Regions from separate parts of the Homo sapiens genome. Here region 1 is linked to region 2. A link is a loop called in an ENCODE intact Hi-C map of the cell type or tissue named here. Cell type or tissue: B cell. All regions are shown on one strand. Each heading gives the region's core, and the rest is flanking DNA. Links, peaks and the distances in the headings are about the cores only.

Region 1 (5,396 bases), core at 66-5,065, 110 kb before region 2:
TATTTTGTATGTTATATGTATTTTGTACTCGGTTCTTACAATAAACTAGAGAAAAAATGTTACTAAGAAAATCATAAGGAAGAGAAACAATATTTACTATTCATTCAGGGGAAGCGGATCATCATAAAGGTCTTTATCCTCATTAGCCTCACATCGAGTAGACTGAGGAAGAAGGGAGATTTGTTCTGCTATCTCAAGGGTGGTAGAGGTGGAAGAAAATCCGTGTATAAGTAGACCCATGTGTTGTTTACAGGTCAGCTGTATTTGAATCATTTTGATTGATTTGGCTGCATTACTTACTGGAGGAAATAGACTTAGGGAAGTTGAATGATTTACCTATTGCTTTGAAGCTTTTTAATGGGAAGATGGAAATTTGAAACTGGGTTTCACCACTAACTCTAGTAATCTTTTCCCTTATATCTTTATTTTATGACTTAATAATATGACTGCGTTGACATTTTGGAGAGGAGAGAAAGGATCAAGAAACACATCATTTGTTTCTAATGAAAACAAAGGGACTGGCGTTATGCATCTATCCACTATAAGCATGGGGGTGTGTGTGTGTATAGTGTTCCTATCATTTTAACATCCTGAGTATGATAGTATCTCTGTTTTACTGATGAGGAAACAGTGACAATTGTCTTTGGTACACAACTAAGTGGTGGAACTGGGTTTCAGACTCTAAAATCTGATTTTTTTTAACCTCTCATCTAGTATATCAATGTGATTTTGTATTCCAAAACAAAGTCATTGATAATCCTGAAATTCAATACTACAAAATAGATACAATTTTAGTTCTTTCGGGAACAAAATATAGTGTATTCATTGTGCTATATACAAGTCTGTAGTGGCCCTGAACACTGTAATGACTATGAGTTTCCATTTATGTCCTACATGATGTAGGTAGTATTAGTCCTGTGATTTTCAAGTAAGTTACTTCCTGTCTTAGTATCTCAAATTCGATACCTATAAATGAAGGGGTGGGCCGAAATGATCGTCAGTTCCCATCATTTCCACAATTCTGTGTTTTCCTAACTTTTCCCCCATACCTCAGAGGGCTCTCTAAGTAGAACCATTGGATTAGCAATAGAAGAAGAACAATGTATTCTATAAATAAAGCACAAGAAGAAAATGGCTTTTGTATTTAAATGGCAAAAAGAAAAAACCAGAAATACTTATTTCTTCTCCTCCCTGAAAAAAAAAATCAAAAAAATGAAATTCTTTATGCAAATTACGTTTTTGACCTAAAATTCACCTGTCTTCTTCTTAGGTGTATTTTTTCCTTTTGAATGAACTGCAACAGTTGTATTGCTGCTTTATATGAGATCAGTGCTGTCTAGCAGAAATATAGTATAAGCCATTTATATAACTTTGTTTTCTGGTAGCCACATTATAAGGTAAAAAGAAAGATGAAATTGATTTTAATGATTTTATGTAACCTGCTACATACAAAATATTATCGTTTCAACTTGTAATCAGTGTAAAAAATTATTGAGATATCTTACATTCTTTTTTCTCCGCTAAGCCTTCAAATCCAACATATACAACAATTGCAGTACATCTTTATTTGGAGTAGCTATATTTCAAGTGCTTAGTAGCCATTGGTGGCTAGGAGCTTGGATATTGAAGATCCAGATAATACTACTTGAAGACATAGACTTCACATCTATGGGAAATTTTTATTCCCTTGGGGCATCTGATAGTACTTTGTGAAACTTAGAAATAAACCTTAAAATTCCCTTGACCTTTACTCCATTTATCTAATCCCTTTGATTTTTTTAACCTCCTAAGTACCTTATCTATCCAGTCTATCTCTACTCCCAACACCCCAATGTAAAATACTGTCTTCTCTCAAGTGAATTATTGCAGTGACCTCTTACTTCATCTACCTGCATTTACTTTGACCCCTCTAAATGCTTTTTTACCCAGTAGCCATGGTAATCTTTTCAACATCTGTTGGATCTGTTCATGTGATCGCTCTGCTTAAAACACTTCATTGGCTTCCTGTTGCTCTGAGGATAAAGAACCATCTTAATATGGTCTACAGATCTCTTCACAGTTTTACCTTTTTCTACCTTCTGCAACCCCATCTTACATCTTTCCTGTCTTTCTGGTCTAAGATATACTAGCCTTCCTTTAGCCCCTCTCACCACTGAGCCTGTGCACATCCTAATTAACTTCTACTCATCTTTCAGTTCTCAGCTCTAGTTTGACTTTCTCAGGTAAGCTTTTTTTGTCTTTCTACAGGGTCACCTAGCACTCTATACTTTTTCACTGGACTCGTCAATTGCAATTTTACATTTGTGTTGTGATTCAACAAATATTTACTGGATGCCTATTGTATGCCTATTTTATGCAATTTAAAACATCTAGTTTAGTTGCTGAAGGTATAGCAGTAAGCCAACACTAAAATTCCTGCCCTCATGGATCTGATATTTGGGTGAGGTTAGCTATAGAGTGTCATGAAAAACATAAAGCAGAGAGAAGAGAATAGGAAGTGTGAGGGTAGTGGGAGTTGCAACTTTAGATAGGATGATCAGGAAGACCTTACTGAGAAGATGACATCTGCATTAAGGCCTAAAGGAGGTGAGTGAGAGAGCAAGCCATATGAGTGTTTGGGGAAATAGTATTCCAGGCAAAGGGAAAGTCGGGGCAAAGGCCAGTGAGCTACAGTGAGTGAGCAAGGGAGGGAATGTACTAGAAGATGAGAGGTAGGGTGAGGGCTAGATGGTGTGGGGCCATTGTGAAAAAGATGGGAAGCCATTAGAGGGTTGTGAGCAGAGAAGTGACATTTTCCGCGTTAGGTTTTAAGTCGCTCTTTTTTTTCTCTTCTCTTCTTTTCTTTCTTTCTTTTCTTTTCTTTTCTTTTGTTTTCTTTCTTTCTTTCTTTTCTTTTCTTTTCTTTTCTTTTCTTTTCTTTTCTTTCTTTCTTTCCTTTCTTTCTTCTTCTTTTTTCTTTTTTTTTGACAATCTTGCTCTGTCACCCAGGCTGGAATGCAATGCAGTGGTGTGATCTCAACTTACTGCAACCTCCGCCTCCCGGGTTCAAGTGATTATCCTACCTCAGCCTCCCTAGTAGCTAGGCCTCCAGGTGCATGCCACCACGCCTCGCTAATTTTTGTATTTTTAGTACAGACAGGGTTTCACTATGTTGGCCAGGCTTGTCTCAAACTCCTGGCCTCAAGTGATCCACCCGCCTTGGCCTCCCCAAATGCTGGGTTTACAGGCGTGAGCCACTGTGCCCGGCCTTAAGCAGCTCTTTGATACTGCTGACTAGGATATGTGGCAAAGAGCATAGGGGAAGAAGAGGTGGTACCAAGGACTGAATCAAGGAGACCACGTGAGAGATGAAGGTGGCTTAGATCAGGGTGGGAATGGAAGAGATAAATGAGAAGTTGCCAGACATTGTATGTGAAACAAGAGTAGAGGATGACACCAAGGTTTTTGGCCTGAAGCCAGATGCATGTAGTTGATATTCTCTGGGATGAAAAATTATTATTGTTGTCGTATACAACTCCTGGGGCTGCTATTCATATAAAATATAATGCACAATGCACCCTTGTGGAGAAAGGCTAGAGGAACAGATTTTGCAGGAGTTTGGCTTTGGACATACTTATTTTGACATGCCTGTTAGACAGCCAAGGAGAATGTTGAGTTTGGGAATGTATACTGGCATATATTTCCAGTCCAGTCTAGAAATAATAAGTTTAGGAGATGTCAGTGTAGAGGTGGTATTTAAAAGTGTGGGTGAGATTATCAAGAGAGTGAATACAGGTACTTGATTTGCTTGCCTCTCCACCAGATTTTAAGCTACATGAGGGCAGAGACTGACAATTTTTGCTTACCATTTTATCTGACTGGCACATAGTGGAAGCTCAATATTTAGAATGAGAGGTTGAACATAGTATTTAGTAAATGTCTGCCCAATGAGAGAGTGTTTTTAAAAATTGACAACAGTAACTATTGGAAGAAATGATGTAGCACCAAAATACTTTTAGCTTTTTTTTGGAGACAGGGTCTGGCTCTGTTCCCCAGGTTGTAGTGCAGCGGCGCAATGACGGCTCACTGCAGCCAGGACCTCCCAGGCCCAAATGATCCTCCCACCTCAGCCTCCCAAGTAGCTGGGACCATACACATGTGCCACCATGCCTGGCTAATTTTTTATTTTATTTTTTTAGAGACAGGGTCTCGTTGTGCTGTCCAGGCTGGTCTCAAACTCCAAGGCTCGAGTGATCCTTCTGCCTTGGCCTGCCAAAGTGCTGGGTTACAGGTGTGAGCCACTGCGCCCAGCCAATATATTCTTAATGTATTAGTCTCGTGTGAACACTAAGAGTGTATTAAATCTGGCCAGTATAAAAAGGCCTTTGTTATCTGGCAGAAAAATGTTTTTAAAATTTAGTATGATATATTAAAGACATATAACAAAGCATAGTAAATAATAAGATAAATTCCTGTGTATCTAACCAGTACTGAGAAAGGCTTTCTGCATTCTGCCACCAAGGTAATCACCATCCAGTATTGGTCTGTATCATTCCTGTCTATTTAGTTATATTTTTTCTTTATGTATAGGTATCCCTTAACGCATGCTATTGCAGTTTCAAATATTTTATGTAGATGGTGTTCTGTTGTTTCGGTCTTTTTAGCATGCTTTTGATGTTCTTGTCTTCGTAGCATGCTTTTGATGTTCAACATTGTTGACTAGCATCTGTGTTGATATATACACTTTAATGCATTGATCACTGGATTATAGAGCATCTTTAAATTTTTAATCAACTATTGCTAATTTGTTTTCCAAAATGATTGTACAGATATTGTTTATTATGTCAAAACTCTTGCTACTGATAAGTTAAAAATAGATTGTTTAACCTATGATGGCAGCCAGTTTAGTGTATTAATCTTTATTAACATAAAATGATGTCTCTTTATATAGTATACATTAGAATATTACCTTCACTGGAGGATAAAGGAATTCTTATTGTTAAATCAAAATTAAACCTCAGATATTATGAAAAGATATTGGTTATAACTGAGTCTATAACTAGTAAATTAATTTTATGTTTGTGTCCATTATATCAATATTCAGGTCTCTACTTCATATATAATTGTATATTAAAAGTATACATATACTTTATAAAACTGTTTAAAAGATCTTCAGTGTATTTTGTTTTTGTTTGTTTTTTGAGACAGAGTCTCACTGTATTGCCCAGGCTGGATTGCAGTGGCATGATCACGGCCCACTGCATCCTTGATCTCCTGGGCTTAAGTGGTTTTCCCACCTCAGCCTGCCAAGTATCTAAGACTAAAGGCATACACCACCACACCTGCCTAATTTTTTTTTTTTTTTTTTTTGGATAGAGACAAGGTCTTACTACGTTGCCCAGGCTGGTCTTGAATGC
Region 2 (5,396 bases), core at 291-5,290:
GGTGCTGGAGAGGATGTGGAGAAATAGGAACACTTTTACACTGTTGGTGGGACTGTAAAGCAAACTTCTTTAAAAAGTGAGAGAGAGTTGGAATCTAGGGCATAAAAAGAGAGTTGAGTTTGCCTTTAGATAGAATCGGGGTTAACTATTCTTTTGTAGCTGGAGGAAAGACTGAGTATGTGGGTCTACAAACAGGTAGTTACATGGCAGTGACAGGAGTATTTGAGATTAAGATTTCAGAAGTGATACAGCTCAACTCTGAGGTTAGGACTTTGGTTGAAGTGAAGTGGACTTGATCATTGGCACTTAGAATGTAAAGAAACTAAGAAGCCAGGAGCATTGTAATAGTATATTCCTGTGTTTGTCCTATCCAGGTAGCATCTTGGACAAAATATTGGGCAGCTTTGTGTGGGACACAGCTTTTTTACTATGCTGCCAAATCTCTAAAGGCTACCGAAAGAAAACATGTAAGTATTTGTTCTCTACATTTTTAGCGTGGTTTCCCAGACTGTTCATGGTTATAAAGAAAGCAGTCCTAATGGGATACAAAGGTTTTTTGGGTTTGCCTTGTTTTTTCCTATCTTCTAGTCCAAAAGTTTTTACATTTATTTCTTTTTTAAATACCATTTTTCCATTGCAAATGTCAAAACTGCACATTACGCTTATCTATTTTGACATCAAAGCTTTCTCAAATCTGGAGTTTCCTGTTCAATATTGTTCAAAACTATTGCCTTGGAGTTTCCTTTCCTAATCAGCAAAATGTGGAAATGTGGGACCAACATCTAAAGTTCTTTCCACCTCAATCTCTGGTTCAGTGATTCTTCCCAACAATGAAGAGGAATGATCAATTACAACAGTTACTGCAATCACTTTCTTGTGCTTCATATTACTTAAAAGAAGCCTCTTTTCACCCTGTAGAATTTTCCTATAAATCTTTTTTGCATGCTGTTTTGTTTTTACATACCAGTGATAGAATCTTTGAAAGGAAGAATGATTTTCTATGTTGCATTAATAAAATCTGAGAGGAATTTTATTTCTAAGTCACATGTTTTGGGGGAGAAAAATTACGTGGTTTATCCTACTGAGGAAAGGTAAGCCAGTGAAGAAAAATTTAAGTCCTTTTTCTACTTAAAACTTAACCAAATGATACTGTATAATTCAGAGTAATTCAGAGAAACTCTTCTTTATTCTCACAGTTTTAGCCCTTTAATCAAACCACAGGTATAGAAAAGAACATTTTTGGTTTAAATGAATGTGGGAAGTACCGTAAGATAGCATTGCCTTTCTTTATCAGCTATACCCACCACCTGCCACCCTCCTGATCATCATGACTCATTGTCTTGCTTTTCTTCATAGTGTTAGCATATATGTTTCCCTAATTAATCCATGGTTTCATTTTTTAACTGTACCTCAGTGGGATCATATATATTCTTAAGCACTAGCTTTTTTGCTCACTATTATTATATAATTGTTAAGATAGCTCTTGCATTGAGATAAAGGACTTGAGTGAAGGATCATGGAGATTTCTTCGGTGAATATTTATTTTTTGTATTCTGGTCAAATTGACAATAATGCCTATATACCCTACAACATTTACATAGATTAGTTTTGCTAGAACAATTTGTAGAGTTAGTACTGCTGTTCTCAAAGTGAGAAAAAGGTTGGATTCATTCAGTTCAATTAAATCCTTAGCTTCATATGGAAAGTAACTTTTCACATAGCCACATTGAGATACTTGCTGGATAGATTTCACTTAGCTGACTATTGTAGAAAAGTCATTATTCAAAATAAAATGGTTTTTTTGTTTTTTGTTTTTTCTTAGTTTCAATTAGAAAAAGTCCAAATTAGAGAAGTTATAACTGAATTTGTCATCTAATGGATATGTTAAATATTGTTTTGTGCTTTGCATTGTTGCTTGTGCATAAAGTTACTAGTATATTATACTTTGGGTTTTTAATTATATGAGGTTTCTGATAGGTAATGTATGCAAAATGTTTGGAAATTAAAGCATAGTGAGTTGTGAGAAAATCTTATTGAGTACCAAGGAAATTGACCGCATTTCTCATCTTTTCTAATTAAATTAAAATATAATTAAAGAATAAATTTGAAGAACAGGATAGAGGGTATAGAGACAGGTCTATATCTATATTTGGTATTAATCTTGAGATAGAAAAGATATGGCACAGAACTAAATGGAAGAAAAAAATTTTAATCGTTTTCAAATAAAGTTAGAATACAAATAAATTGGAGGAAAATATCTGCTATATGTAAGCAACCGAAAAAGGATTAAAATCACCATTTAAACATAGCACCACCTGTATTGTTGTGTTTTGGTTTTGGTTTTGGTTTTGGTTTTGGTTTTGGTTTTTTTTTTTGCCAAAATATTTAACCTGAATCTTATGAGGAAATAATCAAATCCAAATTGTGGGTCATTCTATGAGACAGCTGGCCTAGATTCTTAAAAAGACCAAAATTTGGCAGGTGGAGTAAGGGCAGGGGGACAGGAGGACTGTTCTAGATTAAAGGAGACTTGACAACTAAATGCAATGTATGTCTTTTAGTTGAATCCTGGAGTTATATTGGGGAAAAAATTTAAAAAGCTATAAAGGTTATTATTGGAACAACTTAAGAAAATGTAACATGGACTTTATGTGGTTGTCTCTTCAATTTCTTAGAAATGACAATTACGTTGTGATTGTATAGGAATATATTCTTGTTATTAAAAGATACATGTTGAAATATTTAGGGTTCAATGTTATGATGTCTGCAATTTGCATTTGAATGTTCAGAAAGATCAAACAAACACAAAAATGTAGATTAAGGATATATGGCTAATCATTGTGGCATTCTCAACTTCTGTACAGTTTGAATTTTTTCAAAATAAAAAGCTGGAGGAGAAAAAAAATCATAGATTAAAATATACCTGTTCATGGCAATAAACCCAGAAGTGGGACATATGGAAGTCTGTATACCTTATTTTAGTATTCTATAAAGTATATATTTTTTTGCCTATGAAGAACAGTTTGTGTGGGTAGAGTGATCAACCTCACTTACTATTTAAAAATGCAAATTAAGGGAGACACTTTCCTGCCATTAGACAAAAATTTAAAAGATTGATGACATAGCATTGGTCATGATATGGGGAAACAGACTGTCATCCATGGCTGGTAAAAATTTAAATTGGTATTGTTTTTGTGGTGGCCAGTCCGAGTCAGTATTTAGCTTGGTAATAACCAGAAATTCCTCATCTGAGAATCTGTCCTACTGAAATTTTTGAACAAGTGCACAAAGATTATCTGTAGAAGAATATTTCTATAATATTTATGACAACAGAAATCTGGAAATACCCAAAATACTTATCAATAAGGAAATGGTTACTGATAGATGAAAAACACAAGTCAGAGTGTAAATATATCCCCCATTAATACGTAAAAACCAACAGCAGCAATGACACAAACCTCTGATATAATAAATGCATAGAATAAGGTCTGGAGGTTGTCACCTCAAGTGATGATTATATCTGGGGAATGTGATGGGATTCGCTGGTGGTTAAAGGGCATTTGCACTCTAGTTTCATCCCTGTTTCTGAAGCAGTTTATGTTGCTTGAGTTACTTTTTACTTTTTGAAAAAGGGAATTGAGGTGGAAGTTTTTAGGCTTAAGAAAAGAATATTAGAAGATCATAGTATTCATGTCGAAGTACATTATGAGCTGTCAAATCAGCAGTCCTGTGGTAGGGCCAATTTCATTCTTCACAGTAGTAAAACTTACTGATTTCTTTAGCTTTCATATTTCAATTTCATGTTGTTATGAATGTGCCATGTTCATTCTTTTTCCCATTTCCTTTAATCGTGAAGCATATCATACATACAAAAGAAGATAGGTAGTGTACATGTACATTTTAAAGCATAATAAATAAAATGAACACCTGTATACTCTCCACCCAGTGTGAGGAACAGAATGTTACTAGAACCGTCAAAGCCTTCCCAGAGGCATCCACTTCTTCCCTGTCAACCATATCCACAGCTTCTTGCTGTCCTGAATTTCTTGTTAATTGTCGCCTTGTTTTTCTTTAGTGTTTTACCATGTACACGTCCTTATACAATGCACTGTTTGATTTTTAAACAATACCTGAATGGCTTCACATACAGTCTTAAGCACTAGCTTAAGCCAACCTGTTCTTCTTTTATAACTGCCCTTTCTCAGAATTAAGAAAAGAAGTTGTAGCTAAAATAATAATAAAAGAATGGTTAACTACAAAAGTAATAGACAGGCTAAGAATACCCTTCTTTTTTGAAAAATACAAGTAAGAATATTGTCATTAAGAATTATCTGGTTGCAGGGAGCTGAGATCACACCACTGCACCACAGCCTGGGCAACAGAGTGAGACTGTCTCAAAAAAAAAAAAAAGAACTCTCTGATAGCACTGCTGATTTATTACATCATCAGATTTAAGACAGCATAGCTACTAAAATGCAAATGTCCTTCCTATAAGGAGTAGTACAGTAATTCAGAAAAAAAACAACAGATTAATATATCATATTCACAAACATGCTCTCTGGGAATAGGGAATAGATCAGTTAGGTTTTGATGCAGAGTTGAAGCTGGGAAGGTCTGGAAAGTAGGAGATTATCTGAAGAAGGCATGCCTAGGATGAAATTCAGCAGTAAAAGGCCCCAGGCTGGCTGAGACCAGCATGAAGTCACAAATCTCATCTTTCATTAGGAGAAACTGAAAATACACTCCCTAACACTGAAGTTTTGCTAGAATAAACCATAAATTTTCTGTTTCCGCTAATTATCTTTTTTTCTCTCAGTTCAAATCAACATCCAATAAGAACGTATCTGTGATAGGATGGATGGTGATGATGGCTGATGACCCTGAACATCCTGATCTCTTCCTGCTGACTGACTCTGAGAAAGGTGAATTGTTAGAATAACTGGGGCTTACGATACTGCGTATGTGTTTGTGTATATGTATGTATGTATGTGTGTGTGTATACTTGTCATATATATAATGTTTTATGCATACATGAAGAACTTGATGAGCCAAAACCTAGTTTCACTGGAATACTCAAGAGAGAAAGTATTTGTGTAGTTTTATCTATTGGGAAATACTTCTGTCCCATTATGTATTTTAATAATATTTGTGGAGCTTATTTTCTTTGCTCCATGGGCATATATGCTTGAAAATTAAAAGCCCAGCTAATCCCTAGAGACCTAACTAGGAAAGGAGGGAGGGAATTTGAGAATATATACCCCATTGTTACTTCAAATTTTTAGAGACTTGCCATATAGGCCATACTGCTTCCTTCATCAATACCTTGAAATGGATTGTTATTCTTAAGTTCTGAAAGTGGCAGAGTTTTCCTTTAAATATTTATTCTATCACTTTTA

What was found. Peaks named below come from ENCODE experiments on the same cell type or tissue, not always from the same donor. Only the 100,000 strongest peaks of a DNase experiment are listed, where the experiment ranks them.
Region 1: a loop joins it to region 2, with 2.6 times the contacts of the local background. A loop is called at or near these places in 3 of 110 quality-filtered maps.

The regions. Positions count from the first base shown.
Region 1 is chr1:178,785,959-178,791,354 of GRCh38, forward strand. All of the region lies in intron 4 of RALGPS2 (Ral GEF with PH domain and SH3 binding motif 2), which reads left to right. Among named protein-coding and RNA genes, the nearest start is that of RALGPS2-AS1, 62 kb to the left of the region's middle. In B cell, for the core only: a CTCF peak has its summit at 2,823; no DNase peak of the experiment used is centred there; H3K27ac peaks cover 4,078 bases.
Region 2 is chr1:178,897,290-178,902,685 of GRCh38, forward strand. RALGPS2 (Ral GEF with PH domain and SH3 binding motif 2) reads left to right here. Exons shown (of 20, transcript NM_152663.5): 17 at 375-467; 18 at 4,817-4,922. Among named protein-coding and RNA genes, the nearest start is that of ANGPTL1, 29 kb to the left of the region's middle. In B cell, for the core only: no CTCF peak of the experiment used is centred there; a DNase peak (open chromatin) is centred at 2,392; H3K27ac peaks cover 3,083 bases.